3 separate regions of the Mus musculus genome follow, and regions 1 and 3 are each linked to region 2. Evidence: chromatin loops called from intact Hi-C (ENCODE). Cell type or tissue: left cerebral cortex. All regions are shown on one strand. Each heading gives the region's core, and the rest is flanking DNA. Links, peaks and the distances in the headings are about the cores only.

Region 1 (10,349 bases), core at 6,017-8,516, 160 kb before region 2:
AGGGGCATTATAAGAACTGATACTCTTTTTTTTTTTTTTTTTTTTTTTCTGAGACAGGGTTTCTCTGTGTAGCCCTGGCTGTCCTGGAACTCACTTTGGAGACCAGGCTGGCCTTGAAATCCTCCTGCCTCTGCCTCCCGAGTGCTGGGATTAAAGGCTTGCGCCACCACACCCGGCTCTGATACTCCTGGCCTGGAGGTGATCCCTACAATCTCAGCAGAGCTGAGCATCTGTATACCTGTTATTAAATGTGCACAATGCAGGGATGGACCATCCAATGAAAAAGCAAACAAACCCAGACAGTGCAACTGACTAAAGAAAACAAAATTAACAGAACGCATTTAATAATGTGGGTCTAATAGCCTTCCCTAGCCCCATGGATGTTATGGTTAGAATGTGCAGCTACACAGTGTCTTAAGAACTAACACTATATTCTATTATTTCCTTACACCATAGCAGTGCCTTTCCCTCCCCAGTTGGCACAAAGTGGTCTACGCCGACCTTCAGACTCCTCTGTTGCTAAAGCATAAGCACACACAACTGCATAGGTAGCCTTATTTTTCATGATCTTCAATTATGAACTTTCTGTAGGTGCTGTGTGTCCACTCCGTTCATACACTGGTTTTACTCCAATGGGACACATAGGAAAAGGTCTATTACTGTCTATATTTAACTCTGATCTTTCTGCACTTCCTGCTGCTAAGGGTGTCACTTTCCCTTTCACAATGACAAAGGCTCAGTCACAGTGCAGGCCTTCTAGATAGAGTTCAAGGCCTTCGGGCACTAGCAAAGGAAATGTCCATGCTAGTATTAAAAGTAAACCATCCTAAAGACCAGGTAGCAACTCCTTAGAAAGGCAAGTGCTTTCAGTTCTCAGCTTGCAGCAGACTAGAGGAAGATAGAATCAAATTGTTAGCTGAAAGATCATTATTAATTGTAATGCAAATAGTATGGTTTTTCCCCTCTAATTTCAAAGCAATTATAAAAAAGTTGTTAGAATTCATAGTCATCTACTTTCTGGGCTCAAAAATAATAAATTAAAAAAGAATGTAACTGACACTGGATATCCTTATCTCACCAGAACTAATATTTACATGTTGGGTAAATAAACAAGTTAGGAACAAGAACATCCCAATAACATAACTGTAATTACAAAAAAATAATTATTCAAATAATTATTTCTTCTAATGTATACTAATAATTGTTAAAAACATTTGCTCGGTAATAAGTTAATACTTAAGTTATAGATTTACACATTTTACTGATGAAAAGCAAATGATAAATGATAATGGCAAGCATAAAAATAAACTGGTAAAATCACTTAGCTGGGGATATGGAACCTGAAGAGGCCACTTCCTGTAGCCAAGCAGGAACCCCAATGTAGCCATCAAGACATCCACAAAACTTTCAACTCAAAATTTAGCCTGTCTACAAGAAATAAAGGACAAGGGATGGAGCAGAGACTAAGGGAATGGCCAGCCAATAGCCAACCCAACTTGAGACCCATCCCATGGGCAAGCACTAATCCCTGACAGTATTAATGGCATGTTATGCTTGCAGACAGGAGCATGTTATCTGAGCTGACACAGACAGATGCAAGCACCTATAGTCGAAACAGTGGATGGAGCTTGGGGAACTCTAATGGAAGAACAGAAGGAAGAATTCTGGGCCCCAAAGGGGTAGGAACTCTACAGGAAGACCAACAAAGTCAACTAATCTGGGCCCTTGGGGCTCTCAGAGAATGAACCACCAACCAAAAACATATAGGAATGGACTTAGGCTTCCCAGCACATATGTAGCACATGTGCAGCTTGGTCTTCATATGGGTCCCAAACAATTGGAGCAGGGCTATCCCTGCCAAGCCTGGCATGGCCCTGGTGGGGACAGAGTGACATGGTTCCTGCCTAGGAACTAGGCAGGACAAGGCCCTGGTGTGAGAATCCATAAGTGTTGATGGTTGCTGTGGGTGTAAGCTTGTTTGTGTAAAAATGTACCTATTTTCTGGACCCACTAGCAGTGGAGGACTCTTCCTTCCAATGAATGTCTTCCCTGTTAACGTTAATAACTCCATAATAATGAAAAACAGCACAAGTCCAGGAGTCAAGGGTGTGGCTATGTCTCAGCAAAATGGTAAACGAGGGGACCTTCAGGATAGTCTTTAAGGATGTAGAGAGATCTCTAAAAACATGGGTTCAAAATATATAGAATTTCTCAACTATGTAAAAATATAAGGATGCAATATGAATTATAAGGCACTCACAAATCTAAAGGAACAAATATTATGAGTCAGTTTGTCAGAAAGATACAAAGATAGGCAGGTACAAATGAAGGCAGATTCCTGAGTTCAAGGTCAGCCTGGGACACAGCAAATCTAGGCCCAGTTGTGGTGGAAATGGTAATTTCAGGACAGGGTCCCACCCAACTAGCTTATTGTTTGTGCTTAACAAAGGTAGACAGATCTCTGAATTCTTTTGCAATGTTGAGGAAAAAAAAATGTGTGCTTCCTGTCTGCTAAGAATCAAAGGGCTGGGGGAATGTCAGGGCCAGGAAGCAGGAGTGGGTGGGTTGGGGAGCAGGGTGGGGGGGAGGGTATAGGGGGCTTTGGGGATAGCATTTGAAATGAAAATGAAGAAAATATCTAATAAAAAATGCCTTAAATAAAAAAAAAATTCAAAGGGCTGAAGTCAAGGGATGCTGATTCATAATCAAAAGGAAAACCTTGAGTAAATGATTGGACAGGATTGATAGGTAAAATAAAAGACTGGACCTTTGTTCCACAGGAAATGACCTATCCAGAGAAATTTTTAGGATAAAAAGAGAACTGCTTGGAGATATGCACACACAAGCACACATAAACACAAGCATGCACGCACACACACACACACACACACACACACACACACACTCACAAGCAAGCAGAATATAGACACAGAAATCTCTGAGACAGAGAGAAAGCGGAACATAGAAGCAGAATGGAAAAGCTATATCAAGCAGAACACAGGTCATCAGCTTGGATCCATGATTTGACTTCAAGTCATTCTTTGCACTGCTCCCACTTCTGTGAGAACCCCTCTCCAAGCTAAGCCTGGTCCTTGACATATCCCAAAAGCTGTTGCCTGTATGTGGGATATGTTCTTCTAGCTGGGCTGACTTGTCTGGCATCAGTGGAAAAAGAAGCACCTAGACGCAGAGACTTGATGTGCCAGGGTTGGGGGGATACCCAGAGCTCCCCGTCCCAACCTGCTCAGAGGAGAGGGGAGGGGTTGGGGGAAGGGTTGTTGTAGGGAGGTGACTGGGAAGGGGCAGTGAGCAGGATGTAAAGTTAATAAGTAAAAAAATAAAATTAAATTAAACAAGCAAATAAACAAACCAGCCAGGTCTCTGCAGATCTCAGACCTCATAAGAAGTTTCATTGTGCAGTGGAAGGCAGTTAATACAGAATGTTAACAATTGGCCAAGTACAGAGAATAAGTGTCGATGGACTGGTGGCCACGAGTGGGACATCTTCATCACATTTATCACACTCTCTTCATGCCAGGACTCTAGTATCATGATGGAAGAAGGGTAGGAATAGACTGTAAGAGCCAGAGGTTGGAGAGGACAGGGTTGATGGAGTGTCTTCTGGACAGGACAGGACAGGACAGGACAGGACAGGACAGGACAGGACAGGACAGGACGGCTCCATGCACATGCTGGCAGCAGCTGTGGCTGCCTGCACAAGATCGAGATAGTCAACAGTGCAGCGTGGAGGAGAGAGGGGCTCATAGCTCCTACCAACTGAGGAACTGTGTATGGACTGTAGATGGCTTCTGGAAGAAGGGCCGTTGTTTTTCCTTACGGGTGTGGCCATTGGTAGGTTGAACAACCTCTACTGGATGGCCTGACATGCACAAACATATAGACAGCACCAAAGTAAACTTTGGGTTATAAGACAAAATAATATTAGGAGGGGTGAGATGGATATGAGAGGAGTTGGGGACGAACATAAGGGTGAATATGATCAAAATATGTATAAAATTGACAAAGAATCAATAAAAATGTTATATTAAAAAAGAAAAAAATTCCTTTGTTCACAGTAGTATAGAAATATACCCAAGGGAGAAAAAAAATAATTTAAAAATTTCAAATAGTAAAACTCTAGTTTACTAGTTAATTTTTATAAATAAGGGGTGCATTTAGATTACACTGGATATGTTTAAAAGAATGATCAAACAGTTTTTATTTTTAAACAATATTTACACAATACTAGTAAGTACACTGACAAGTGTTTAACTTCCCATGGAAACAATAGATGTCAACACAAATATGTGATTTTAAAAAATATATATATATAATACATTTAAGTTTATGAAGTAGATTTAAAACACTTTCTCCCGGTATGGTTGATTCACCTGGGGAAGCAGTTTTTTAAAAATGAAGAACCCTAGCTTCCTGCCAGGTTGAGTTACAAAGTCAACCTGGGGGTAGGTCCCAGGTCAGTTAGTTTTCAACATGCGCCTCAGTTGTACACATGCAAACTAACAATGAGGAAGCACTAGTTTGTTTTAAAATAGCATTTTACAATACGTCTGCCATGGCTAAAGAGGGAACAACCTCACATTTGCTTTCCGGATGAGACCAACCAACCAAAGCAGAGAGCTCACAAAGGAGCAGCACCCATGAGAGAGCCCAGAAAGAGGGCGAGGCTCCCGGAGACAGCAGCTGCCTCCCCGGGGTGCCCCAGGACGGTCAGAGAACCGAAACAGGAACTTGGTCTACAGATTCCACTCTCCACTGTGGGACAATCACAAAACTCCAGCCCTTCCCAACTCAGGGAGTACAAGAACGTTCTAGACCCAGCCTGAGACAACCACTGTGTAAGAGGGATCAACTACCTCAACATAAGGAAAGCGAGGGTTAACAGGGTACTGACCACAAACAAGTGCATGACATGGTATGTGCTCTAGGAAGCAAACAGGAGGGCTGGGGGTACTTGCCATGAAAATTCCCTTGGGATCCTGTGACCCTCTGGGGACAGAAGCACACACATCCCCCATGTGGTCCCACTGGTGGCTTGCAGTGCAGCCTGGGAGTGCCCGCCACGCTGTCGCTCACTGGGATGTGCTCGGCAGCATTTGCTCTCTCTTCCTCGGATCACAGAAGAACCGCAGCTTTCTGGGCAGTAGTTTGACCTCCACCGGCATGGCTTCGTACTCCTCGCTGTCAATGCTGAAGGAGCCCTCAGTTCCCTAGAGAGAGGCGAGTACTGAGCACAACTGGGACCTTACTGGATGAGGAAGCGTCTGCAGAGGACTCAGCCTAACAAAAACCTCTCAGTCCTGACTGGTTCTGGAAGCATCAACTCTCTAGTCCACAGAGAGGGGTTTTCCTTTGAAACCTTCTATCTCAAGAAACACTTTGGAGCTTGAATAATATTAGAATTTTAAAACATTTATCAGAAGGCAAGAGCATTTACATATTATAGATACATGAAATTGTCAAAGAACATAATCAGGATATCCACTATGGAAAAAATAAATTGATTATAGGGCCAGAGACAATAAGTCTCCTTAGCAAAAGCAGCTGATACTCCTGAGAGGTACTTTGTGTCCACTGATTCATTTTCATTATTCCCTGAGACTCAGGGTCTTCAGACTTGGATGTGCCAACACTAGTATCATTAGACCCTGTGCAGTCCTGCCATAGCTCATTCAATTCAGCATTTGCTCCATGAAATTATGTTGGCCACACATGTCAACACCTTGCATTTGCCTACAGTTTCAATGCAGTACAGCAACAGCATGGCCATAACTCTTTAGAGGCCTGAGTAAATCTGACCTGGGGCCGCAGCAGTCAAGTTACCTTCAATTCAAGTACCGCCACTTCTTTATTCCTATTTACAAAAGTTGTTATTCTAAGAATGGTACTCTATAGCATACTTTACAGGAAAGATAAAACCCGATACCCACCAAATGGAAGATTCTTCAGATAATACTATCATAAACATCTTCTGCATTCCTGGCATGAAGAAGCAAAGGTTAGGGACCTAAGGATCACTTCGAGGGAGAACCTTGGCCTAGAGACGCTAAGCCTCAGAGGCCTGCTCCAAATCAGTAGCATGGAAGCGTTTGCCTTTCTTTTCTGGTCTCCTTTAACTCAGACCTGATAACGAGTTGTTAAACAGAAGGGACCTAAATGGTAGGCGTTAATATGGAAAGAGGAAGAAAATGGAGAAAAAGACAAATCAACTCAAAACAGCTTGTGGTCCATCTTACCTCAGGAAGAACCAGAGTACAGTGGCTGGCTTGGAGGCACTCGGTGCCAGCTGCACGCAGGCCAGGGTCTCTCACCTTCTTACTTCTATTAGTATAAGAAAAAGCAAGGTTGGAATCTTTGATGGCAACTGCAATAGACCTCAGAAAAGCCCACCGATGAGGGCAAGAAAGGCAGAGTGCGGAGACCAGGGCTCAGTGAACAAGTCTCCCTGGGATTCTAACCAGTGTTGGGGTACATTCTACGAGACTGACTGACTTGCTGTGGAGTGAGAACTGCATAAAGCTGCCATGAAGTTTCTCTCAATTTTCTTAATTTTAAAATGGTTCTACATCTATCTATCTAGTTGTGCATCTCAAATGTAAAAATTAAGATGTAATTCAGTCATTTGAGGAAAGCATCAAAGTTCTGTTCCTTGGTCCTTGTGATCCTTTATGAAGGGCAATTTATTCTGCTTTAGGGTAGATAATGCTTTTACCCTTATAAATAGTCTTAGCTATTTTCTCATCACTCTCCATAGATAACAGCCTCCTTAGCACACTTACCTTTGCTAAGTAGCCTTGGAGTAAAGCAATCAGACACAAACATGCGAGACCTCAACACACATGTACTCCATTTAGTTAATTATGGTAAATACAAAAAGAGAGAAAAGGATAGAGGGAGAAGTTTAAATCCAGCCTGAGCTACTTGGGGAGTTAAAGGCAAGCATGGGCTATAAGAGACTTTGTCTCAAAAAAAAATCTTTTGTTATTTTGAAGTAGCAATTTTTTCATGTATGAATTTGTCATCAGAGTTTCAGAACCAGCTTCATCAGGTTTCATTGAGATATTTAGTGGATGCATGCATTGCACAAATTTACTTCTCTTAAGGACCAAAGGGAAACTTGCTTAAAGAATGCTGAACATAATACCATTTAATTAATTGATACAGTGGGTTTTTTTGGTTTGGGTGTCAGTTTTATAAAGGAGATTTGAATATGGCTGCTCCCATTAGCTAGACGCACTTAAGATACTGTGCGATTTATGCACACTGTGGAAGGGACAGGCTTTTTTTCCTTCTTCCTTTTCCCATACAGCGAGAGTAATCAAAGGCTGCAGAAGGGACCATTCAGTATCTGAAGAATTTGTATCAAAGGCGAGAACAACACAGACTAATGAAAAGTGTGCTGCAGCCAATGCTGGAATAGATAATGATGCAGCCATGGAGACACAGTTGCTGCAGGAGCAATGTCCAATCCCTAAATTGGGCACAAGAGGGAGCACCAGGACAAAGCAAAGGAGGCTGAGCAGATTACGGGTTGGCATGGGAACGAACATACAGCTCCTTAGATACTTTGAGGATGTCTGGAGAGTTTACAGAATACTCAGCCAATGAAATTCCAGCCAAGGCAGGAGTTAACAAATCAGGCAGGACTTGGAAGAGTCTACTGTATTAGAAAAGGGGAAGCCTAGGAAATGTCCAAGTAGATATTCAGTGTCCTTTCAAGTTTGTCCTTGATGTTCTGGGAATGGGAAAACAAGGTGAATAGCATGCGCAGTAAAAGTCGCCGGGAAGTGCTACTCAATGTCAAAAGCCTCCTTGAGACTGACAAGTAGTCCTCAGGTAGTAGACATGATGATAACCTTCCATTTTACAGATGAGAAAGGACTCAGACAAGTCAACTGCCTTAGAGTTCCAGAGCCAGTGAGGAGGCAATCAAGCTCCCTGAGACTATAGATAGTCCTTAGCACGGCCTGAAACACCGAATTCTTTCATTTCAATGGAAAGGCAGACTGTTAACGTTCTGTTCTTCCCAAAATGAGCAGAGAGGGCAAAAGTACACATGCCAGCTCCATTCTAAAAAAGAAGGCCAGAATTCCCAGACAGACAAGGCCGTTGGCAGGTCTCCATCTTAGACAGACAGCACACTCTGGATAGAAAGGTTTGAGGACACCAGTTCCTTGATGAAGCCCCATTTCCTACAGACCAGGCACTTACCCTATGATTATGAAATCTCCTTTGCTGACAGTGTCAGGTTCAATGCAAATGTTCATAAAATCCTCTTTGCTCTAGAAAGATTAAGAATGGGAATGTTAAGACTTGGAAATTGGGCTAATGAAGCTGTCGCCCACAGGTGTCTGGGTTCTCTAAAATGTTCTAAATGCAACTGGAGCAGACAATAGCAACCTACTTATTTCCCAATAACGGTTGCAAAACTTGATGGTTCTATCCATACAAAGCTCTGAAAGCCTGATGCAGAAGAAAGTGCTATGAAAAGAGTCATGAATCCTGTCCCCCTCCTCAGTTTCCTGCTAGTCATTAGCAAGCAGCACCAGCCTAGCCTTCAGTTAAGCAATCCCAACACTTCTGTATGGCCTTCTTGGGGAAGTTCACAACTTGTAGGCCCAGGAGAGCATACACAAGCCTCTGTGAGCCACTGCCTGAGTTTCAAAGGTACCACTAAAGCACAGCTGTATCTCTCAACTAGGAATTACAAAACACATTGTTCTGACATAATGACCGCTCAGAATCTACATTTCACATTTCATCCAACTACCTACTAAGAGTCAGCCACATTTCATCAGCCCTCAGAATATTTGGGTTAACACAGAAGGAATTTTGCCCACAAAGAACTTACATTTCACTGAAGGGAATGCACAGAAAAATGAAGCAGTATATTACTGAATGTACAGAAACCGGGTATACTAGAAGTACATCAGACTATATTACAAAGTGTCATAAACAGACAAGGAGTCTGAGATTGCACTGGTGGTAGTACAATTTTTAAAAAGGATTTATTTCTATTTACTTTATGCGAAGTATGTTTTGCCTGCATGTATGTCCATGCAGCACAGGTATCCATGGAGGTCAGAGTTAGATGGCTGTGAGCTTCTGGGTGAAGACCTGGGTCCTCTGGAAGAGTAAGAATGCTCGTATGCTATGCAGCCATCTCTGCAGCCCCAATGACTAATATTTTAAAGAGAGACCAGGTGAGAAGGTGACTGATCAAAAGAAGCCCAGGAGGTCAGAAAGGAAGGAACACACTTATCAGGGGAAGCAGTTTTCACTGTTTAACAGGTATCCCTGGAGGGTTGATTAACATCAGGATTCTGTCTGTATTTGTTGATTAAAAGTTAATTTAAAAAACAGTACCTGCTATCATTCTCAGAGTTAGCTCAGTAGGACTGTTGTAAAGCTAAGAATTTTTATTTCAAACCATTTCCTGGTAATCTGATGTTGCCAATCTAAAGATCATACTTTAAAAAACACTATTTCTAGGGACAAGCCAAACATACAAAGGGAACTTTAGGTAGGGTTGTCCCTGAAATGTACAGACTGAGTGGTAGGGGAAAGAAAAATGGATGACTATAGTGGGGAAGAGTGCATCTGTATGGGTAGGGCTCTGGAGACCACTTTAAGGAAGGTGTCTTTTAGGTTGAGTGAAATGGAGAGGCAGTGGAAGGCTCTAAGGAGGGAAATGTTCTGGCTTGTTTGTAATAGGGTCACTGCCTGCTGTGCTAAGAATTGAGACAGGTCTAACTGCAGAGGGAGGCAGTGAGCCAGGACAAGACATTACAGAGAAATGAGAAGGAGCAGTGAAGGCTCAGTAGATGCCAGGATGGCATTGGAAGAGGTGAGGAAGAGGCTGAAAACTAACTAGTGACTAGTTCTAATGCCCAGGAGATAAGGGAAAGGAAACGGGCATGTTTAAACTTGCAGTGGGCAGCAAAGCCATGCTCCAGTGAGAATGGACATCAACATGTATTTTCTTTTAAGAACCAGAGAGAATTATGTGAAGTTTCTCTGATGGCCATTAGATTCTGCTGGGTGCTATAATATGGTAGCATGTTTGTGTTCCACTAAAGTCCACAGAAAATTGAATTCTGTGTGATTCTAACTTATTAAAATAACATCCTAGCTTGAAGGCAGCTGGCCAGTTGGGTCTATGGTTATCCTCTGCTGACAGCTTTCCTCAGCTTTGTTTAGAGGCACGGCTAGGTTACCTGGAAATGTCGAGTCTGTGGATTAGCCTCCAGATTTTGGTAGAGGAAATATAAGCCTGGAATCAGACTAATTTTGTCCATATGGAGAAAATGCTTTTTAAAGTATCAACACCC
Region 2 (10,349 bases), core at 4,059-6,558:
ATTTTACTGACCAAGCTACCTTCTCACCCTCTGTCTTGCTTTTGTTATTCTTTCTTTGTTTGTGGTTTTGTTTTATTTGTTTTTTTAAAATCTATTTTAACTAATAAGGGCACTGGAAAAAATGGACTATCCTATAGCTCTATGGAAAATGAAGGCTGTTATTGTTTAACAGAAAATGATTGTTAAAACATTCATACTTTTGATCTATTCATTTCTCACCTGGGGATAAAGGCCAAGGTCTGAAATTGTTTATGTGGCAAAGAGTGGCTGGGGAGAAAAGTCCCACACAAGCTCAAACATTCTGTGAATGCAGGCTCTGGGTCGAGAAGCTTGCCCTCTGCTTAGAGGCACCCCAAAGGACTCCAATCTGTGCTCCTCCCAAAGACCACTGAGAAGTACAGAGGATTGACTGTGTGTAAGGAGGCAGCTAAGAGAAAACAAGGTCATTACAGGAGGCATGGGGTAGTCTGGGGAAGTGGGAGCAGAGCCAAGATGTCCTAGTTAATAGATTAGTCAATGACTACAAGAATGGTCAGGTAGGTGTGTGTGTGTGTGTGTTTCTTGTGATTTTTCTTTTTATCCTGTTTGTTTTCTAAATAGAGAGAAAGAAAGGGTGTGGAGTTGGGTGGGAGGGGAGGTAGAAGGATCTGGGAGGAGTTAGGGAGAAACTGCGATCAGAACATAGTGTGTGAACTTTTTTCTTCAGTAAAAAATTATTATGTGTAGAGAAAATGGGAAGTAAGGTATCAGGATGACTTGGATACAAGTGACATAACTAAAATACATGGGTATGTGTCATGTGGTAAATATGTGTGCAAGTGTGTTTATGTGCTTATTAATGCTTATACCAATATCTGTGTGCACATGTATTTGCAGTTCACATATGTATATGTATGCCAGGCTTCGAGTTAATACATTTGTGTCCATGGTAACAGGAACAGAACACATACACCTCACTCATGAGAATAGTAGCCCCAGACCTGCTGAAGTCATGAAGTGCCGTGGCTCACCGATCCCAAGGTCCTAAGGACCAGGAGACCTCTGATGGCTCTCAAGATGATGAAGTCTCAATACAGATTTTCCAGATCAGAACTGCATGCTTATTAGCAGAGGAAAGAGGGATGTACCTCGACATAAATGTCATTCAATCTGAGTTCTAACAGACCAAAGCTGCCTGCTTATGCCTTGAGTACTACAGATAGTCTTCCAGTTGCTGACCTGTAAGTTCATTAGTTAGTATGCAATTTGTAGAACTTGTTAACATGTAGATTTAGGATATATGTTGGTTTCAGTGACAATCCTCTCCCCACTTACCCTCTGGTGCTTGTATGCTTGTATAGTTGGTGTCACTGTCTGGGTAGGTTTAGGAGGTGTGATCTCGCTGGAGCAAATATGTCACTGGGTGGGCTTTAAGGTTTAAAAGCCACATGGCATTCCCAGGTCACTCCCTCTGCTTGTGTTTTCATTTTAAGATGTGAGCTCTCATCTTAATGTTCCCACTGTCATGCCTGCCTGCTGCCAGGCTTCCCCACAGTGATGGTGATGGTCTCTTATCCCTCTCGGAACAGAAGCCCAAATAGAGCCTCCCTCCTCTAAGTTGCCTCCGTCATGGTGCTTGATCAAGCAATAGGAAGGTAACTAAGGCAGGATAGATTGGGTTTTTGATAATATTATGCACACACAGTACAGTATGAAGCACCATCCCACAGTGGGGTTAAGTTCAAATCCGACCTGCCTTTGGGTCATTCTGGACACTAGGAATCATGGATCGACCATGCGACGGAGAATCCTGAGATGGAGATGTAAACCAGGTCAGCACCTTCCATACTGAATCTCTGGCAGTGTCAGAGGTCACATAGGACTTCATAAAAACTTTAGAAAACAGAGGTATTCGTCCTCAGTGGCTTCACCATCCTCTTCACTAAACAAATGAAGGACTTTGGGAGACAAGCTGTGGGAGGGAAGATCCACACCGTGGGAGAAAGATGCCAGGACATACATGGGAGACCTCAGAAATGAGTCTGTATTCCACTTACTCTAAAGGAAAAACAGAGTATACTGCAGACTTTGTCCTTCAACTCCCTGTGAGCACTTAGTGAGAGGCAAGCCGGGAGTCAAGAAAGGCAATTGGGATTCCAATGGCAATCGAGTATTGGTTATAGCAAAACAGTGAAGGACAAAGTCCCCACCCTCAATGCACCCTTCCCTTTGGGGTGGAGCTCTCTCTGCACTGCTGATACCTAGTGCCTACAAGTGTAGCCTGCCGAATACAAATTCAGGCAGCAGCTGCAGAGGGTGAGGATGGGGTCTACATGGTTGCTAAGCAACATCAAGTCCTGGGGAAAGGAGTGGCTTTGCCATGGTGGGTGGGGTAGGGGTAGTTGCTGGGCAGTGGGCTTCATAGAACCAGAACAGCCAATCAACAACATTTGTTTGTCTTTTGTTTGGACCAATTACTGTACTAGATGTTGATGAGAGAAAAGGGAGAATAAGATATGACCCCTGCTCTAAAGGGTCTTTAATTAAAATGAAAGTAAAAAGCAACTTATGATGTAATGGAGATATAAGCCATGCATGAATGAAAAACCAAGAATAAAGCAAACATAACACCAGACAGGGGACTGAGGGAATTGGGCTTGTTGTCATCAGTTCTGAGCCTTTGGTTCCTTCTGAGAAATCAAAGAGCTGAAGCAGAGACTAAATGTTTCCTCTCTGGGGAACTTGGTGTAGCAGGGTCCAGTGGATTGTAAACACCCAGAGTGGAGTGGGTAGAGCAACTTCAATGTAGACGGTGGTACTGGATGAGGAGTGTTTCCGGGGGAAGCAGGGGGCAAGCCTGGTCAGGAACCCTGGTCCCGGGGCTTCATGTCTAATAGAGAGCAAAGTGCTAGATACCCAATACACCTCTCAGCTGTAAGGTGCTCAATGCTACCACCCAAGCCTGGGTTCCATGTTATATCAACTCCCATAATAGACCACTGGCATTTTGACTTCTACTTCTGCCCTATATAAGAACCAATGAAAACGTAAAACTAGCCAAATTATGTTATGTCTATCCTGTTAAAAAACCTTCAACAGCATCTAGCAATGCAACCTAGACTTCTTTTCTCCATGAGGAGAATCCCAAGTGGATTCTGTTCACCTACCAGAGTAATTGTCTGGCTTTGACCACACAGTCCTACATTTGAGCTATGCTAAAAAGTGTGCTGTGATTTTAAACTAGAGAAGCATGCTTCACAATTGGGCCCTTGCATGGGATTTGTTGCCCAAGATGGCCCTGAGTTTCTGGTTGTCAATTCATATGTCATCCAGAGAGACAGAAAGAGACAGAGACAGAGAGAGAGAGATCTCGTCCCTGTCTTCATGTAAGTAGCACCTGCTCTAATGGTTTTCAAATAGTTTCATGTGTAGATGTTTTTAGAACTGCCACTAGGAAAGAGGGGAGAAGCGTGAGAGACACCCAGACCTTTCTCCTCTGTTTGAGCAGAAGAGCTCTGCTTCGATCTGTTTCCATGACAAATTTCACTGGGAGAAAGCATTCCAAGACGAACGCCAGTTAAAGACCACCGACATGCTTTAGGTGTGCCGCCGCATGGGCCATCCTTGAGACAGCAAAGTCCAATGGCTGCTCTATTAATGACAAGCCCATACATTTGGCAGAAATGTCTCACAGTCTCAACCCTCCTGCCTGCTGGCCCTGCAAGAAGTCTCTGACTTCTCAACACAGTCTCTAGGCAGCCAGCCATAGCCAGTCAGTCCCAGCTGGTAGGAATGAGAAATAAAACCTAATTAGCCTCTTGGTGCCAGGATTCTTGCTGCTCCGGGCTCAGAGTTCAGGAGTCCAGTTAGAATCAGATATGGTGCCATTCCAAGAAGCTACGCTGAGAGTTTACACTAACAAGACCTGCTGGCATGCAGACGGTGCCAACCCGCAGACCCATACTGTCTGATGCCCCTATTTGTAAACTCTACCTGCAGGCAGGAAGCCACAGCCCAGGAGAGCAACTGGCGGTATGTCTGAGTGCTACCGTGGCTGACTCGCCCACAGCGCCTACTCCCTCTCTTGTCTATCTCAGAGTTCTTCCAGGAAGCACACATCTAACGCCACTTTGCAGCTACCCACCCTGTGCTGCATGCTCCTGTCTCTGAGCCCTGTCAATGCCTGGCTACCAAAAGGACAATCTAGTTCAGGGTTCAAAAACTGTTGATCTAAATGATGCCCTTTAGTCCAATAAGGGCAAAGGAGGATATGGGAGGGGGCGAGTTGCCTGCGTGTTTGTCTATGCACCAAGTATATGCAGTTCCCACAGCAGCCAGAAGAGGGCACAAGATCTCCCAGGACTGGAGTTACAGAAGGTTCTGAGCTGCCAAGTGGATGCTGGGGGATCGAACATCAGTCCTCTGGAAGAATTTCCTGCCCAAATTCCCAACTCCTGTTCTTACTTCAAATCCGTTTCCCCCTTCACCTCCTTCCCATTACTACCATCTCCAGTTAATGTTTCTGGCTGCCTTATCTAGAATCGGGCTTTCTCTCTCGCTAGCTGACAGCCTCCTCCTGTTTAGATACCTCTGGGTTTCCAAGCTGCCCTGAAGCCAGATGTTCGTGTGCTTTCCTAGCTATTTCCTGCAGTCTTCCCAGGTGTGTCAGCTTTCACTTGTTTTCACCTTGCAGGTTCCTGCTTTCCCTCTTGGACTACATCACACACTCTGGCAACAAACTGCTCTTCTCTGGCCAGAAATTGCCCTAATACATGACTGAGCTCTCCCATCCCAGGAACATGGCATGTTCCTCTGGGAAAACAGAGAGCTCAGTGCTACTCCTACACTATCGTGCGCACATTTTCACCCAAAACTCAACTGCTGGAAAGGGAATCCCTAAACTAGTATGTAAGTATATTTAAAGGTGGAGCTGCAGGAAGAGTAATTAGAATCAGATAAGTGGCGTTCTCGTGAAAAGAAGAGGCTGGAGAGATGGCGCAGCAGCTAAGAGCACCTGGTTACTCTTCTAGCAGACTGGTGTTCAATGCCCAGCATCCAGCATCCACGGCAGCTCAGAACTTTCTGTAACTCCAGTCCCAGATCTGGTGCCCTCTTGTGGTCGCTGTGGGAACTGCAAATACTTGGTGCACAGACATAGAAAGCAGGCAAAATCCTCCTACACACAGATATAAAATGTCTAAAAACAATTTTTAAAAAGAAAGAGGAAAAGTAAGTTGAATAAGCAGCTTTGCTCTGGCCAGATGATGTCTTCCACCCTGCTGTGATGCAGAAAAGGGAGGCCTCACCAAAGGCTGGTGCCACAGTTTTGGACTTGGCAGCCTCCTGAATCATGAGTCAAATAAGCACTCAGTTTGAGGAAGTTATACGTTTCACTTTACAGCGTACGCACATCTGGAGAAATGCATCATTATGCAATAGTAGCTGCAAGAATACCACGAAAGTGTATGGGAACAGGAGAAAGGAATTTCTCAGTTTCAGTCTGATCTTTTAGCTTCAGTGTCATGCACCTGGCCTATTGCTGACTACAAAATCAATATGAAGCTGCATTAGTTAACATTCCTCGTTGCTATAGAAGGATGTCTGGCAAAAACAACCTAAGGAAGGTAGGTTTTACTTGGGCTTATAGTTTTGACACCCAGTTCATCATAGCAGGGTAGGCATGGTAGAAGGTATATAAGGCAGCTAGGCTTACTATAGTCTTAGTCAAGAAGGGGGAGGGGGAGAAAGATACTGGTGTCCATCTGGCTTTTAATCCAGTCAAGAATCCCAGTTCAGGGGCTGGCGAAATGGCTCAGCGGGTAAGAGCACTACTGACTGCTCTCCCAAAGGTCCTGAGTTCAAATCCCAGCAACCACGTGGTGGCTCACAAACACCCGTAAAATGTATAATAATAAATAAATCTTTAAAAAAAAAAAACCCAGTCCATAGAAAAATGGTGCCAACATTTCCAGTGTGGCCAACTGTCCCAGATGTCCTAGGAGTTATAGGATGGAGTACCTAGGGTGTGAGACTTTCTGTACCAACACCAAGAAGCCCTAAGCAGACTGACTAGCCACACTTTCTACTGAAATTTTCAGGGTAGTGTTATCTACTCTGGAGGCAAGAGGCAGACCGTAGTGACTGCATCATGGAAGTACCATGCCTCAGTCAGGACAACACGGAAACACAGATCTGTGGAATGTGTTGCCAATGTTAAGAAATTCCCATCTGGAGACTGCATTGTTTTGGAACAGGTATCTCTTTTGTTGCCCTGAAATGTTACCAAGAGCACTTAGCCAGCAGCCCAATAATACTTCCATCTCATCCCGGTACCGCGGGATAAGACCATGGTCAGTAAGCATGATATAACATTTTTCAAGCTGGCAGGCACAACCATAGTGTTAACTCCTCACTCAGGCCACTTCTGAACATGAATTGTAGGTGCATAAGGCCAACAAAATGGTGTCGCCTCTGTGTTAGCTGCTGTTAGCCTACAGAGCAAAGGGAGGGGATCACATGTGGTCCCACACCCCTTAAGGATGCTCAGAGAAGCCATGGCAGTAATGCCACAGCAATGGACCCTGTGGAGAAATAGCATCAAAATGTAGGCCTTGGGCTAGGCAACAGGAATGCTCTTACTAATTCAAGAAGCCATCTCCTAGGAAACCGAGGCCCAGGGTTCTTACAAGAATCCAGATCAGTTACATATTGTGTACACAGGCATTTCCCCAAATATCTATTTCTTGTGTGACCAAGATGTGCCCAAAACCTCACTGGCATGTAATTTCTCCAGCTTTCTAGAGCTAAAGATCCATCTGTGTGACATTTTTCTGCTCCCAGGAATGAGGGATGACGTCTTTGTGTCCCCAGCCCTGGCCTGTTTCCCTTGTTCCTGTGAGGGAGAAGGCCTCTGCTGCTGCAGAAATGCCCTTGTAGGCATGCAGGATGGGGTGCCTGAGAGGCAGCCTGTTCCCTAAGATCACCCCTCAGTCCCCATTTGATCTTTAAAACTTTAGAGGTGCAAATCAGCAAAGGGGGGGGGGAGGGAGGATCCCTCCTCCAGCACTGAGCATTCATTCCGGGAAGCTGAGGAACACTGGATCCCTCCTTGCCTGAGATTAAACGCCCCAGCAGCATTCAGCTCTCGAGAACACTTTTATAGCTATGCTCAGACCTGCAAGGAATATAAATTACGGTTGAATTATACACCATTGCATCATCAGCCATCAACAGGCAGGTCACAGGGTTTTACATCAAAGGTGCCTTTGGGACTTGCTGGGATGAGGCAAGAGATGTTGGACGTGTTTGGGAAGGGAGCGTGCGGCAAGGAGAGGAGACCTGCGTTGCCTCTTCTGCAAGCCGTGAAAATCGTCCAGGCTGAGACACTGCCAGGAGCAGAACCCAGAAACACCCAGGACAGGATTTCTCTTTTTATTCCCGAGGCTATATCTTTATATTACAAGGCTGTTCTGTATCCCAGCATGTTTATGCTACAGTAGTGCAGCATTCCAAGTCAAGCAGCTATAATAACTGGGTCATTCATAGACTGGCATCAATTCTAGAGAGAATAGAGTTGGCCACTTGTTTTGATTTTTTGTTTTGTTTTGTTTTGTTTTTCGAGACAGGGTTTCTCTGTGGAGTCCTGGCTGTCCTGGAACTCACTCTGTAGACCAGGCTGTCCTCGAACTCAGAAATCCACCTGCCTCTGCCTCCCAAGGACTGGGATTAAAGGTGTGTGCCATCACTACCTGGCTAAAAATTTTTATTTGATGTATATACATGTTTTTTTCCTGCATGTATGCACGTATATACCATGTGTGCTGGGACTGGCAGAGCCCAAATTGCAAATCAGATTTTCTGTAACTGAAATTATAGGTGTTTGTGGGCTGCCACATGGGTGCTGGGAACCGAACCTAGATAATCTGCAGGGGCAGTAAGCACTTTTAACTGCTAATCTGTTTCTCCAGGTCCCACGTGGCTTTGAAAAAATATTTTGTTTGTATAACTGGCCCATCCAGACTGCCTCTGCACACACACACACACACACACACACACACACACACACTCACACACATGTGCGTGCACCAAAAATGCCTGTTTCTAGACTTGATGGCCATCCCATAGCTAGGACAGACACAAAATGTACCCATTTGAAAGGATCACTGGTTGGAGTGCTGAGTTCCTTGTAACCCCCTCTCACCTGTGTTGCCTGTGCTCATACCTGCCCAAATACATAGATGCTGTTACAAACTCGCTGGCCCTGGTGGCACTTACACTAAAGTCACCCTTTAAGCACTTGTGAAAACATCTAGCGGGGTGATCAAAGGTAGAGGGATGAGCTGAGCATTTCCTTACAATGAGAAATGGCCAAGGTCGAAGGGTCGTTGCCAGGATTCAGACCTTTCCATCTGCTACCCAGAGTCCCTGAAGTTACATCCTAAGGGGCTTTTCCTCCAGTGCACCTTACACAAGATAACCCACAGTTCTTCTGAACCCCAAAAGCTTCCACTATCTCAAACAGGCAACTCAACAACCACCTAGAAGCTGCCTCTGGGTTTAGTTTGTGTCCAGCTGGATTGAGGTTTTCGAGGGCCAGGTAGTGGAGGTGTGTCCTGGATTATACACAAGGGGGTTTCAACCTATGGAGTTTTCATTTCATATATTTCTATATTTTACTTTTTTAATGTAGATCTTGAAACTTAAGAGGAAAATGAAATGGATATGTACCTGATCCACCTAGTCTCTGGAATGCCACTTAAACCATGATTTTATTGCAGAGGTGTTTGTGAATCTCCATCTGTTGGAGTTTCTCTCCTCTCTCCTCTCTTCTCTCTCCTCTCTTCTCTCTCCTCTCTCCTCTCTCCTCTCTCCTCTCTCCTCTCTCTCCTCTCTCTCCTCTCTCTCTTCTCTCTCCTCTCTCTCTTCTCTCTCCTCTCTCTCTTCTCTCTCCTCTCTCTCCTCTCTCTCCTCTCTCTCCTCTCTCTCCTCTCTCTCCTCTCTTCTCTCTCTCCTCTCTCCTCTCTCTCCTCTCTCCTCTCTCTCTCTCTCTCTCTCTCTCTCTCTCTCTGTGTGTGTGTTGTGCATGCAGGAACTCACACACCCATGCCTGAACTATACCTACTTGTGATTCAATTGGTACCTTGGGTTTCAGGAAGCATTTTTTTTAGTTTTTCAGAAATTCTGCATCAGAATAATACCTTCTCCGCAGGATTATTTTGAAGAGCGATAATAATACATGTGAAAAAGCTTAGAGAAGTTAAAATTGCTTTCTATATGTAAGGTATAATATTAGAAATGGAAAGCCTTTAGTGAGGCGGGAGGAAAATGGTTCTTGAGGGCAGGCAGGAACTGCAGCGGCTGTTTCTATCTGTCAGCAAGTTCATTCTCTGTGGCCTCAGCCCAGGGTAAATGCCAACCCAGAGCAACTGCTCTCAACAGAAACCAGGGGAACTATACTCAGGGCACTAGATTCTGTGCTTATTTCCAAATCAGGGACCCTAAACTCCACTGACTTTCTTGGAAAAGAATTTGTCTTTGAATCCCTATGGGTCACCATCTCTTGAGGGGTCACGGGTCAACACTGGGTCCGGTGAAGTGTGACTTATCAGTGGGCTTCACCGGGAATACAAAAAGGGACCAGCCTTAGGACAAATGTTGACAAGAGTTACACAGTTTGACTCAGGGGCCTTTTCAAAATCTTACTTTGAGCTCATTTTTCTCAATTACACAGTGACGGAGAGAAAAGTTAAAATGCATTTAGGGATTTATATACTATTTGAATAGATGTCCCAAGTCCTCTTGCTTGATGCTCCTGCTCCTCCCAACCACTTATCTACAGTGATAGGCTTCAGATATTCTAACTTCTGTATTCTCTACAGAATTATCTTAACTGTTCTGCACCTTGGTTCAACCACTAAACAAGCTTTTACTAGCATTCAATGTTCATATCTAAATTTCTTTTCTCACTCTCTTCCCCTCCCCCCTCTCTCCCTCTTACTCCCCCCCCCCCCCGACCGTGTAAATGCATATACATGTGCACATGCATGTGGAGGCCAGAAGTTGATGTAGGGTATCTTCCTCAACCGCATTCCATCTCTGTTTTGACCCAGAGTCTCACTGAACCTATAACTTGCAGATTCGCTAGCCTGGCTGGCCAGTCAGCTCCAGATACCCATGTGTCTCTGCTTCTCAGGGACTGTGGCCATTGATGTGCGCTAGCACACCTGGTGTTCATGTGGTTGGTGGAGATGCACACTCAGGTCCTCATGCAGGGTGGGCAAGAGGCATTTTATAGACTGAGCCGGATCTTCAAGACCCATGAAATCTTAACTAGAAAATAGCTTACACCATAAGTGCCACATTTAGCATGC
Region 3 (10,349 bases), core at 432-2,931, 150 kb before region 2:
GTAAGAGATGGAGGCTTGATGAGTCTGAGGCCATTCCTGTTAATGAAGAAGAAAACAGCTTTCATCATGTACACATAATTCCTAACACAGGGGGCTTTGCTCTGCAAAGGTCAGAATTCTAATAATTTAATTGTCTCTTCAATGAGCAGAATTCTCCTCACTTGGGAATATGACGACTTCAAACCTTACCTTAAAAACCATGAACATAGTGATTGTGTATGTTCCCTAACATACAACAGAGAGAAAAACAAACTGAATTGACAACTACTGTTTACACTTACTTATCCAAAGAACAGAAATCAATATGAATGAGCAGAGTGGTCCTATGCTAAACTTACCCTCAATTTATCGATGGCACACAAACAAGTAATGAAATCAGTTGCATCAAACACCTACTTCAGTGCTGGTATCAGACTCCATATAGAGGACAGAATTCAAATCCAGCCTGAGGCCTCTTCATGCTTCAAAGCCCATCATTCTCACACAAGATATTTTATGATACATTTTTATCTATTGTTATTATTATTATTTGTGTGTGTGTGTGTGTGTGTGTGTGTGTGTGTAAAGGAAGGAGGGATCCCTAAATCAGGGCTTAACATTTATTGGAGAGTGGGGGAATCATACTGCAGGTATAGACAGAAACCAGTTAGAGGAGCCTATCAGCGACATCACAGACCCTCAGGCTCTGGCAGAGTCTCTAGACTCTTATGGTTAAATATTCTGTGCCGCCTTTATCACCTGTCCTCCTGCTTCATTTTCAGAAGCATAGCTTCAAACAGTTTTCAAAGCATATCAGGGAGAACGTCCTAGTTCTCTCCAATGTCACTTTCATTTGGTCCTAACTGCTGCTTCTCTACTGTCTCAGTGACAAAGGAAGCCCTTCCCCCGTGCAGGAACCCTGGATCCTATCCTGTCTGTGTATGTGCTTAGCCAACTCAGTCATCTTCTCTGTCTCCTTTCTCTTCACTTCCTGCTCCTCCCTCCCCTGCTCTGGGTATATGAAAACACAGCCATCTATCTGCTCACTTAAAAGCCACTGCTCTATTGTCTTCCTGTTTCTCTCAGGGTAGCCTTTTCTGTCTTCTCTTTAAAGTCGGGATTCCTGAAGAGGAAACCTTCTACCCTGACTGTCTGCATTTCTTTCTTTCTTCTTTTCTTCTTCTTGTTTTTCTTTTTGTTTTGTTTTGTTCTGTTCTGTTTTGTTTTTTGAGACAGGGTTTCTCTGTGTAGCTCTGGCTGTCCTGGAACTCACACTGTAGACCACGTTGTCCTCAAACTCAGAAATTCACCTGCTCCTGCTTCTTGAATGCTGGATTAAAGGTATGCCCCACCACCACTTCCTATTAACTCTAGGTTAGCCCCAGTCTGTGGTCTTCCCAGCTCCCATCTGCCTGCCTCAGAGCTGCTTGTATCTTTTCAGCCATCTACCCCCTGTGGCTAGTTGTCACAAATCCCCTTAACCCAGTAAATCAAAACTCTAGAAGCTTATAATTAATCAGTCAGATTTATATATCAATAAATTCTCAGTTCACAAGATGGCCACACAATGATATCAGAGCCAATTGATAAAGATACAAGCTGACCACCTAGATTAGACAAATTATCCCACTTATTCTATACTTTTATGATATTCATAGCTACATGTGGCTATTTAAAGCCACATGGAATCTGGATCTTCTTCTTCCTTCATCTTCCTTCCTTCTCTCTCTGTCCCTGTCCCTGTCCCTGTCTCTGAAACTCTTAGCTCTGCCTCTCTTTTCCCCGTCCAATCACAGGCTTCTTGTTGTATTAATATTTAAATTAGTTGGGCAGGAAAAATTCTGCTACAAATAAGCAATTGATAAGCAATGGATGGAAAGTGTTTATAGGATCTAGAAGGCCACCATTTAAACATACAGCTCCTGCTTCCCAGGGTATTGCTACTTAACCAGTGAAATTATTCTCTATAACAATAACACTTTTTACTAATCAGTTTGAACTTAGGAGTAGAACAATCTTGCCTTTTCAATTTTTTTTAATTATGTTGTATTTACTCCAAGTATTTTACTAACTTTTAGTTTTTTCTTTTAATTTTTTTCAATCCAACTGGAATTTCTTAGAGCTACATTTTTCAAAGGATATATTATTTTATAATTAGAAGAAATCAGATAACTCCAAATGTTAACATTGGATTCTAGTTTTTCACAATCAATTTTCAGATTAGCCAACATAAATTATAACTATACTGCTTTGATCTGCATGAAAGATAAACAGAGTATATAGCTCACCTATTGAGTGATTTTTCTTTTAGGTTTTTCATTAATATGAAATTGTTGAACTTTTTTTCTATGCCTCCTTACTCTCTCATTAGTAATCAAACCCAGGGCTTTAAATATGCTGAGCAAGGTGCTTTATCACTGTGCTATACTACAACCTCAGGCCTTATTACTTACCTTTTAACGTATTATTATAAAGAGAGCACAGCCTGGCAGAGCGTTGTGACGAGGGAAGTGTTCTATACAGTACTGGCGAATATAATAAGTACTACACTTATTTAACCAAAACAGTTTGAAACCTACTGATAATATATACAAGCCTATATAATTAATTTATCTATAATTCATTACAAATCTTCAGCTCACTGCCAGGTACTTCTATAGATACACATATTAATAATGTAGGCATTTGCTCACTCTGTTCAAGGTTTATCTGGTAAAGGTGGGTGAATGAAAAACAAAGGCAAGTATTCAAGATAAAGCAAACACAGGTTTGGCCATAGACAGAATGATGAATTATGGATGGATAGATGGATGGATAAGTAGAGAGAAAGAAACAGACATCGGGGTAATTGATAGATAAACAGATAGATACGAGGGGTACTTGTCTATCAAAACAAGAATGTTTTCTGTAATTATATAAGTCAAATGTCGCCCATTTTAGTATTGGAAAACGTGATATGGGTCTGTAGTAAAGAATTAATATCTCAAATATAGACATGACAGAGAAACATCAAATTAACAAAGGTCGTGTTCTATATTATAAATTGCATTTACCTGAAGAGTGCTGAAAAAGTGGGCTGCTTTGGTTTTTAGTGGACCAAGATACCAGTACCTAAGAAAAACCAAGAATAAAAATGAAAAGAGCTGCTCAAGTGCTAGATAGCATCCAAGACAATCAAATCATCAGGAATGGACCTCTCCTGTAATCGGCTGCTCTGGGGGCTTAAGGATTGTGGCATAACACAAAAGTAATACACTTTGAGCCTAAATGTTAATGGCACATCTAAGAATATACACTTAGATGGCAGAACAATTCCTGTAGTTAATAAGAGATATAGAGCTTACGTCTCTTTGACCCCTAAGTTTATAAGTCGTTATAATATAGACTTTTACCCACAGAATAGGGTGAGTATACAATCAAAGAGTCACAAGGAGAGAGCAATAAAGCCACACAGAGAGAGTGTATTATCAAATCAAGACTGTATCCTGTATCTCGTGGCCCCTCTCACACAAAATGCACACACATGCATAAACCAGTATATATTTATATTATTCATGTTATATAGCTTTAATATGGCAAGTGCAAGTCTCAGAGTGAAAACCTATTGCATATTGCTAAGTGCATGAAAACTACTAAAGAGGAAGATGCCTAGTTGCAACTAGAAAGTGATGTGGCTGTCACTCTTTAGACTCATCTCTGACAACACCCATGCTACTTTACTGATCCTGACTGATTCAGGTAGGATGCCTTTAGTTAGCTCTTGTTACACAGATGGAGAAAGTTGTAGAAAGAATAAACATATAGAAGAACACAGGATAAACTTCCTACTTTTGGGCTTATGAGTTGAGAAGATAACAGACTCCAAATAATAGTAAATTATAAGTGACTGCATATGTTTTGCTATAAACTGATCACTATTGATAAGAAAAGTCAGGAAGGACTACAACAGCATTAGAGTGTGGCCATACTGAGAAATGTACAAAGGCTAAAGCACAGGTGGGGCAGAAGGAACTGGGAAACGGACTGAATCTAGACACATCAAAGATCAGAAAAAAGAACGTTAGGCTAGAAGAGGCAGAACAGCCAAAGAAAGGGCAAGGTTTAAAAATAAAAACACAGAAGAACTGTTCATTAGGGATAATGACCTAATTTCCTAGAATAAAAATTTATAGCCAATGTGGAGCCACGCTAAATTATCACTCACGTTGATACTGTGGTAGTATTTACCAGGGCCTTGGATATTTGATATTTTATGGTGTTTTTAAAGCTTTTTGGTTTCTCTTTTTGTGAGTTAGCCAAGTAGAAACACCCTGACTCGGGTGGTCTATTTCTAAAGTTTAAGCAGTTCCTTGCACTTTTTCCAGTAGTAAATGTTGACACAATGCTTGCAGTCTTCCTATGGCTAGCAAGGGAATGTTTCTTATTTCACTCCAAAAGTGACTCAGTGGTCAGTCCTAGCCAAGGTATAATATCACCACCCACAGACTTTGAAACTCATCGACCAGAGTTGGAACAAGCAGATGAGCTATTCCTAAGACAGCTGACCAGCACTAGTGCTGAACTGTTGATCAGAACACTTGGGAAAGCAGTTTGTTCAGAGCAGACTTTCTCAGAGGAAGCTAAGCAGTTACTCTCTGTGAGCTGTGGGAATCTGAGATGAGCGATCAAGCACAAGGTTATCTGTGGAATCAATACAACCACGGCCCATTTGCAAATGGCTGTGTCCTGTAAAGAGATCCAGCAGTCCTCCCCTACTGGCATTCCACTGTCAGGAATTTCATTACCGGGGATAACAGAATGAAATGTGGGAGAGATTTCTGGAAAGTTTAGCAGTCTGGCCCTTGAACTGCAAGAGAGGTTCCGGATGAAAGAGCAGTACATGAGAGCAACCATCACACAAATAAACTCTACTAAAACTGTAAACCCTGAGCTGTAGGCAAAAGAGGATGCCTCCACCAGAAAAGAGATGAACTTTGCCTGGTGTCTGCTTCAGTCCTGCCTCAGAAGCCCAACGACACTACCCCTCCACACCTCTTTCAGAGCCAGAAGTTTCAACCTACGAAAGTTTCTAAAACTAAGCCTATGCTTATGAAAGCCAGTGGTGGCCCACTAATCACTCTTCCTGAGCCCGTTCTTCCTGTCAGCAAAGCCTGACAACCATCTCCTGTAAGAGAGAGCAGCCCTTAGTCTCTCTACCTGTGAGTGTTCTCACATACCTTGCACGCAGCCTTCTGACCAACTAGGACTCTACGGGCTCCCTGAGGCTGAGGTCCAGGCAACACCTTGGGATTTAGCTAAGAATGTTGCTGCTGTGTGATAAGCAATGCCAGTTTCCCTTCTGTTGTTTGAACCTATGGCAAATGTGTCTGCAAATAGATATGTACTCTTTTCTTAATGGACCTTTCCCTATCCTTTCTGACTATAGAATTCAAACTTTACCTGGCTGTTCCTATTGCATTATCAATACCTAATTCAACTTCCAGGCCTAGAAGATTTACTCCCAGACCAGTGTATTTAAAAACCTCAACAGCAAGGATGGAATAAAACTTTTAAGGACTCATCACATAGAAACACAGTAATCCTTTACTTGCTAACTTTGACGCCAGCATCTCTGAAAGATCCCCACCGGAGGCCAGTCATTGCATACACAGGTTGTTCTTTTTCACCCTGGAAGTTAAATACAATTGATTTAGATTTGTGCACACAGTAATTTATAAGTACCTAGAAAATGTTGAAATCACTGGTATGTGAAAATCTCATCACACCAAACATTTTATATGTAAGTTCAAATGTTAAAGCAATTAGCCCTATGGATACATGGTAGGAATGCTTGAATGATCCACACTTTAAAGCCGATGCAATCTTATGTATCAGTTCTCACAAATTAAGGGAACATATTAGCTGCAATCGGAGCCGCAAGCTTCCAACAGCTCAAAACTGATAGATACAAGGCACCCCCAACCCCATTCTAAGAAGAGGCACAATACTACACACAGCTCCTTGGTTTGCTGAAGAACAGAAGGACCAACCTGGATTCTCCCATACCATCACTTTTCCACCACAGCTAACATAAGCCAAAATTAAGACCTGGGGGTAGAGGAGAGGTCTTAGAGACAGCACACTGTATCTTGTGCTCATGGGATCAAGGGCTCCTGTAATCCCAGCATTAGTATCACTCCCATTTCACTGTGCCAGAGGCAAGCAAGAGATCTGTGAGAAACACACACATTCCTAGGAAGGAGACATGGACCTCTCACTCCTTTGCTGTGTACCTGTTCATGCAGTGGATTGGCTTTTCTGCTCCCCAAATTCATATAAGCAATGGCGAGAATGAACTAGGGGGAGGGAGGGAGGGAAAGGGGGAGAGAAAGGGAGAGGGAGAGGGACAGGGACTGGGAATGCAAAGCAAGCAAAGAGGTGCTGCTGAGAAACCAGCTGACTGGTATCACAAGGACATGTTTGTCTCTAAGTGCCAAGTAGAAGAACGTTCTTCATTTGAGAGTTGTGGGCTAGGGCACTCAAGTATGAAGAGGCTATGGAGAGTGCTTAGCCTGAGAACTAAAGTACAAATTCAAAGAAATGGAGCTAAAATAGATTTCCAACCTCAAAAAGCACGTACAAAAATGTATACAAAAAGAAATTCACATATGAAACCATAAAAGACCTAAGAGTAAGGCATCAACAACCAACAGGGAGATATAACACTACCAGTTGAGCCACCTCTACTTCCTGCCTAAGCTATGGGCTTTTTAATTGACAGGTGCAGCGTCCATGCAATGCACAGGTGATCTCTTGTGATGTGCTCTAACTTTTGCTCACACTCTGGCTGCTGAAAACAAACCACAAGGAAGCAAGGGTGTAAGGCAAGGTCATAGAGGGCTCTGAAGTAAGGTGAAGGTGACCATGGTGGGACCAAGAGAGTGAAGGCAAGATGCTGGTCTCTGAATATGCTTTGAAGATGGAGGCAACATGTTTTCTTGACTATCTGTGTTCTTTTATTTTTTTTTAAAATAGGTCACATAAGGAAACACATCTGGATTTCCTTATCAAATTGAACATTTAAAATAAGATGTGAACACACAGTGAACAGTGCAAGCTAAATTCTAGTTCATGATTTATTGTACTTTTGAACAGTCTCCGGCTTATGTAACGTGGAGCTTATGGAAGGAAAGACTGACATTAAGCACTGTCTATGATGTCAGGCTTTGTTGACAGAGATTTTCTCCACATTCTGAAAGCAATTTTCAGAAATAAGGAGAAAGAAAAAAAAATCAATTAAACCAAACTGGTTCCTCAGAAACTAGGGTAGAAGCTACTGTTCCACATTTTCTAAGAATTGATTAAAATGTTTGTGCTTCCTGGGCTGTGTCATTAATATACAGAGATTGTGAAAAATCTGACATCAATTTACAAGATCAGAACATGAGAGAGGGGATTAAGACTAGAGATATTTAACAAGCATAGTAAGAATTTCCAGTTACATTCAATTTATTCTGCAATTACCTCTAACATATATATAACAAATACTAAATCACTGGGTTATTCGAAGTACCTCCTCACTCACCTCCTTTGGTAATAATCATATTTTACAACAATGTCTTTATATATAAAAATCTCTACTTAATCATCGTCTTTATGTTTTGTGAAAACAACTTAGCTGATTACATGCTAAAAGATCAATTGCAATTTAGACTATGATTAATGAGATCATGATGGAAAGTCTAGACATCACTGCATGAAGAAAAATAAAAGGAAACTTGGTTGTAAACTTGCAAGTTCACCAATTATAAAGACATACTAGTAAACTGCATATAGGTTAAGTGTCCCTTGCCTGAAAGGCATGAGGCCAGAAATATTCCCAATTTTTGGGTTTCTTGAATTTTGGAATATTTGCAAAAACTACTGATTGAGCATTCCTACCCACATCAACACTGCAAAATCTGGAATTCTCTAAAGCTTCCAATTTGGGAACACTTGGCATTTAGATGTTCAGACTAGGGATGCTCAACCAGTGTAACAGCAACTTTCAGGGTTAAACTTGGGATCATGGCACAGTATAGATCCCTACAATTTTTACAAAATCAAAAACTGAGTGAACACTACATGTTCATCCAGGATGGAGCAGGCGCATCTTAGGGTCGGATGTGGGCAAACACAGGGTTCACCATTGCAGTGTGATTCAACTCTACAACTCTGCCATTGAGACATTTGCTTTATTTTTTCTTTTTAATTAGATGAAAAAAAGAATACTTGTTTAACTCCTGTCAAAAAAAAATATATCTTTTTTCTAGTATTTTAAACAAATGTTGACAAAAACTTAGAAATTGCTAATGAACCATTTCTCTTTCATCCTGTTTTTTTATTTTGAAAAATAATGTAAGGCAAAACTCTAAATAGTACAATGTATACTACTTATGCCTCTCACCTAAAGTCACCATTGCCAGTCTTCTCCTTGTAGTCTGATCTCATGTTTGTCTTTTTATCTATGTGTGTTTATTTGTGTGCTCTGTGCCATGTCCATGCAGTGCCCACATCTCCAGAAGAGGGCATCAGATTCCCTGGAACTGTAGTTTTCAGCAAGTTTTGAGCTGTTGCATGTAAGTACTGAGAACCAAACCTGGTTCCTCTAAAAGAACAGCCAGTGCTCTTCTGCAGCCCCGTGTATGTTTTGTAGTGTTGCTAGATTTGCTGCTGTAGAGATCAGAACTTTTGGAAGCAATTATCTCCCCCGAGCAAAAACTTGCATGGGAGTCACTCTCAAGGAATCAAAGGTAAAAGGCAGAGTGTAAAATTCAGGCTGTGTACAAGTATCTTTACTTGTCCGAACAACATCCATGATTACGATTGGTTTTCATTCTTCAAATGCAGTATCCTTTACAAGAGTCTTACTTTTTCATCTTGAACAGACTACTTACTTTTGTGGATTTTTTTTAATATTAACATTTTAAAGCAAGACAGACTAAAATGTCTAAAATGACACACAGTTTGGCTTTTTCTGATTACTATCAAGTGATTAGATTGAAATTAGCTGACATTTGGGGCAGGAGACTATATGGCGACATGGCACAACTCTCAGAACTATATAGTGGCATGGCACCACTCTCAGAACTATATAGTGGCATGGCACCATTTTCTTCCCAGAAAGCAGATACTGTCATTTCTTTTCATGAAAGTAGCATATTCTAGATTTCTCTACCTCAAATCCATACCTACCCCTTTAGCGGCTAAGTAGATAATCTGGAGAATGCTTGTAGATTTGTTTCCCTATAGATATCGTGCATTGTGTTCAGTTTCTACTGATGATCTCATCGTAAACTCAATTATCAAAATGGTGACTTAATAATGTTAATATTCTATTATTCTTTCTATAATTACAACATGACAATTCTTCTATATTACCACCAAGACTTCAGTGACTATCTATATATCTATCTTTCTTGTCAACTAATAATTTTGACATGCAAACACTGACAGCCTGGCTCTTCAATGTCTTTTGTGATGTCCCCATTAATTTCCGAGTGCTTGCTTACCTCAAACTTACTCTCCCTTTATTTCAGGTTGTTGTTGGTGGTCACGTTTTGTTTTGTTTTAAGATAGCAGTAATTAAAGACCAAAATCTGCGTGCCAAGTATGCGTACTGTGAGGTATTTGCTTCCATGCCCTTTAATTGGCACAGCCAGCAAGCCTATTTCTAAAACAAATTATCCTCTACAAATAAGAAAATGTTACACAACTCAACAGAAAAATGGAGAGTTACAAAATTCAGGAAGCTACAGAAAACGTTGTTCTCAATGTGAGAAAGAGTGGAAAGATAATCTACCAAATCCTAACCATAAACGTGTCTGAGAGCTAAGGTTAAAGACAACAGCTGCTCCAGCAGGACGCGAGAAGAAGCTCGTGTGTTGTAGACCATGGAAGAGAGATGCAGCCAGCATCTAAACAGCTACGGAAATCAATTATTGCCGAAGTATGTTATGGGTCTTTCTTTTCCTTTTTAAAGGCCAGGTTTCATGTGGTACCTGTTCACCTCAACTTGCTGTGTTGCTGAGACCAACTTTGAACCTTTCATACTTCTGATACTTATAGAGGGTTAGGATTATAGGCATACAGCATAATTTTGTCTGGCCTTGGGGCTCTTTTAATACTCAGTCATGCATAGCTAGATTTCTTATGACATAAAGGTAGTAGTTGGAGAAATTAAAATTAGATATAATTCCACGAGGAAGTGATACAAAGGGATCCCTGTATGTTTCAGAGGTCAAGAGTTAGGTTCAAAGCTAATACATCAAAAGGTGACATCACACACTCAACACTACTCAAGTGCAGATTTAAAGTGACTACAGATGTAAATTTTATGTCACATAATTCTT

Evidence for each region. Peaks named below come from ENCODE experiments on the same cell type or tissue, not always from the same donor. Only the 100,000 strongest peaks of a DNase experiment are listed, where the experiment ranks them.
Region 1: a loop joins it to region 2, with 9 times the contacts of the local background. A loop is called at or near these places in 19 of 42 quality-filtered maps.
Region 3: it touches region 2 in a loop (2.1-fold over the local background); 19 of 42 quality-filtered maps call a loop at or near these places.

Annotation. Positions count from the first base shown.
Region 1 is chr6:40,390,604-40,400,952 of GRCm38, reverse strand. Agk (acylglycerol kinase) reads right to left here. Exons shown (of 16, transcript NM_023538.2): 14 at 8,230-8,300; 15 at 6,255-6,339; 16 at 4,191-5,228. The coding sequence ends at 5,091. Among named protein-coding and RNA genes, the nearest start is that of Dennd11, 40 kb to the left of the region's middle. In left cerebral cortex, for the core only: a CTCF peak has its summit at 7,499 (motif pointing right); a DNase peak (open chromatin) is centred at 7,539; H3K27ac peaks cover 361 bases.
Region 2 is chr6:40,231,007-40,241,355 of GRCm38, reverse strand. The region is part of intron 3 of Tmem178b (transmembrane protein 178B); the gene reads right to left. Among named protein-coding and RNA genes, the nearest start is that of Agk, 89 kb to the left of the region's middle. In left cerebral cortex, for the core only: CTCF peaks have their summits at 4,315 (motif pointing right) and 5,096 (motif pointing left); DNase peaks (open chromatin) are centred at 4,295 and 5,102; H3K27ac peaks cover 620 bases.
Region 3 is chr6:40,376,501-40,386,849 of GRCm38, reverse strand. Agk (acylglycerol kinase) reads right to left here. Exons shown (of 16, transcript NM_023538.2): 10 at 5,567-5,646; 11 at 3,033-3,090; 12 at 1-36. Among named protein-coding and RNA genes, the nearest start is that of Dennd11, 54 kb to the left of the region's middle. In left cerebral cortex, for the core only: no CTCF peak of the experiment used is centred there; no DNase peak of the experiment used is centred there.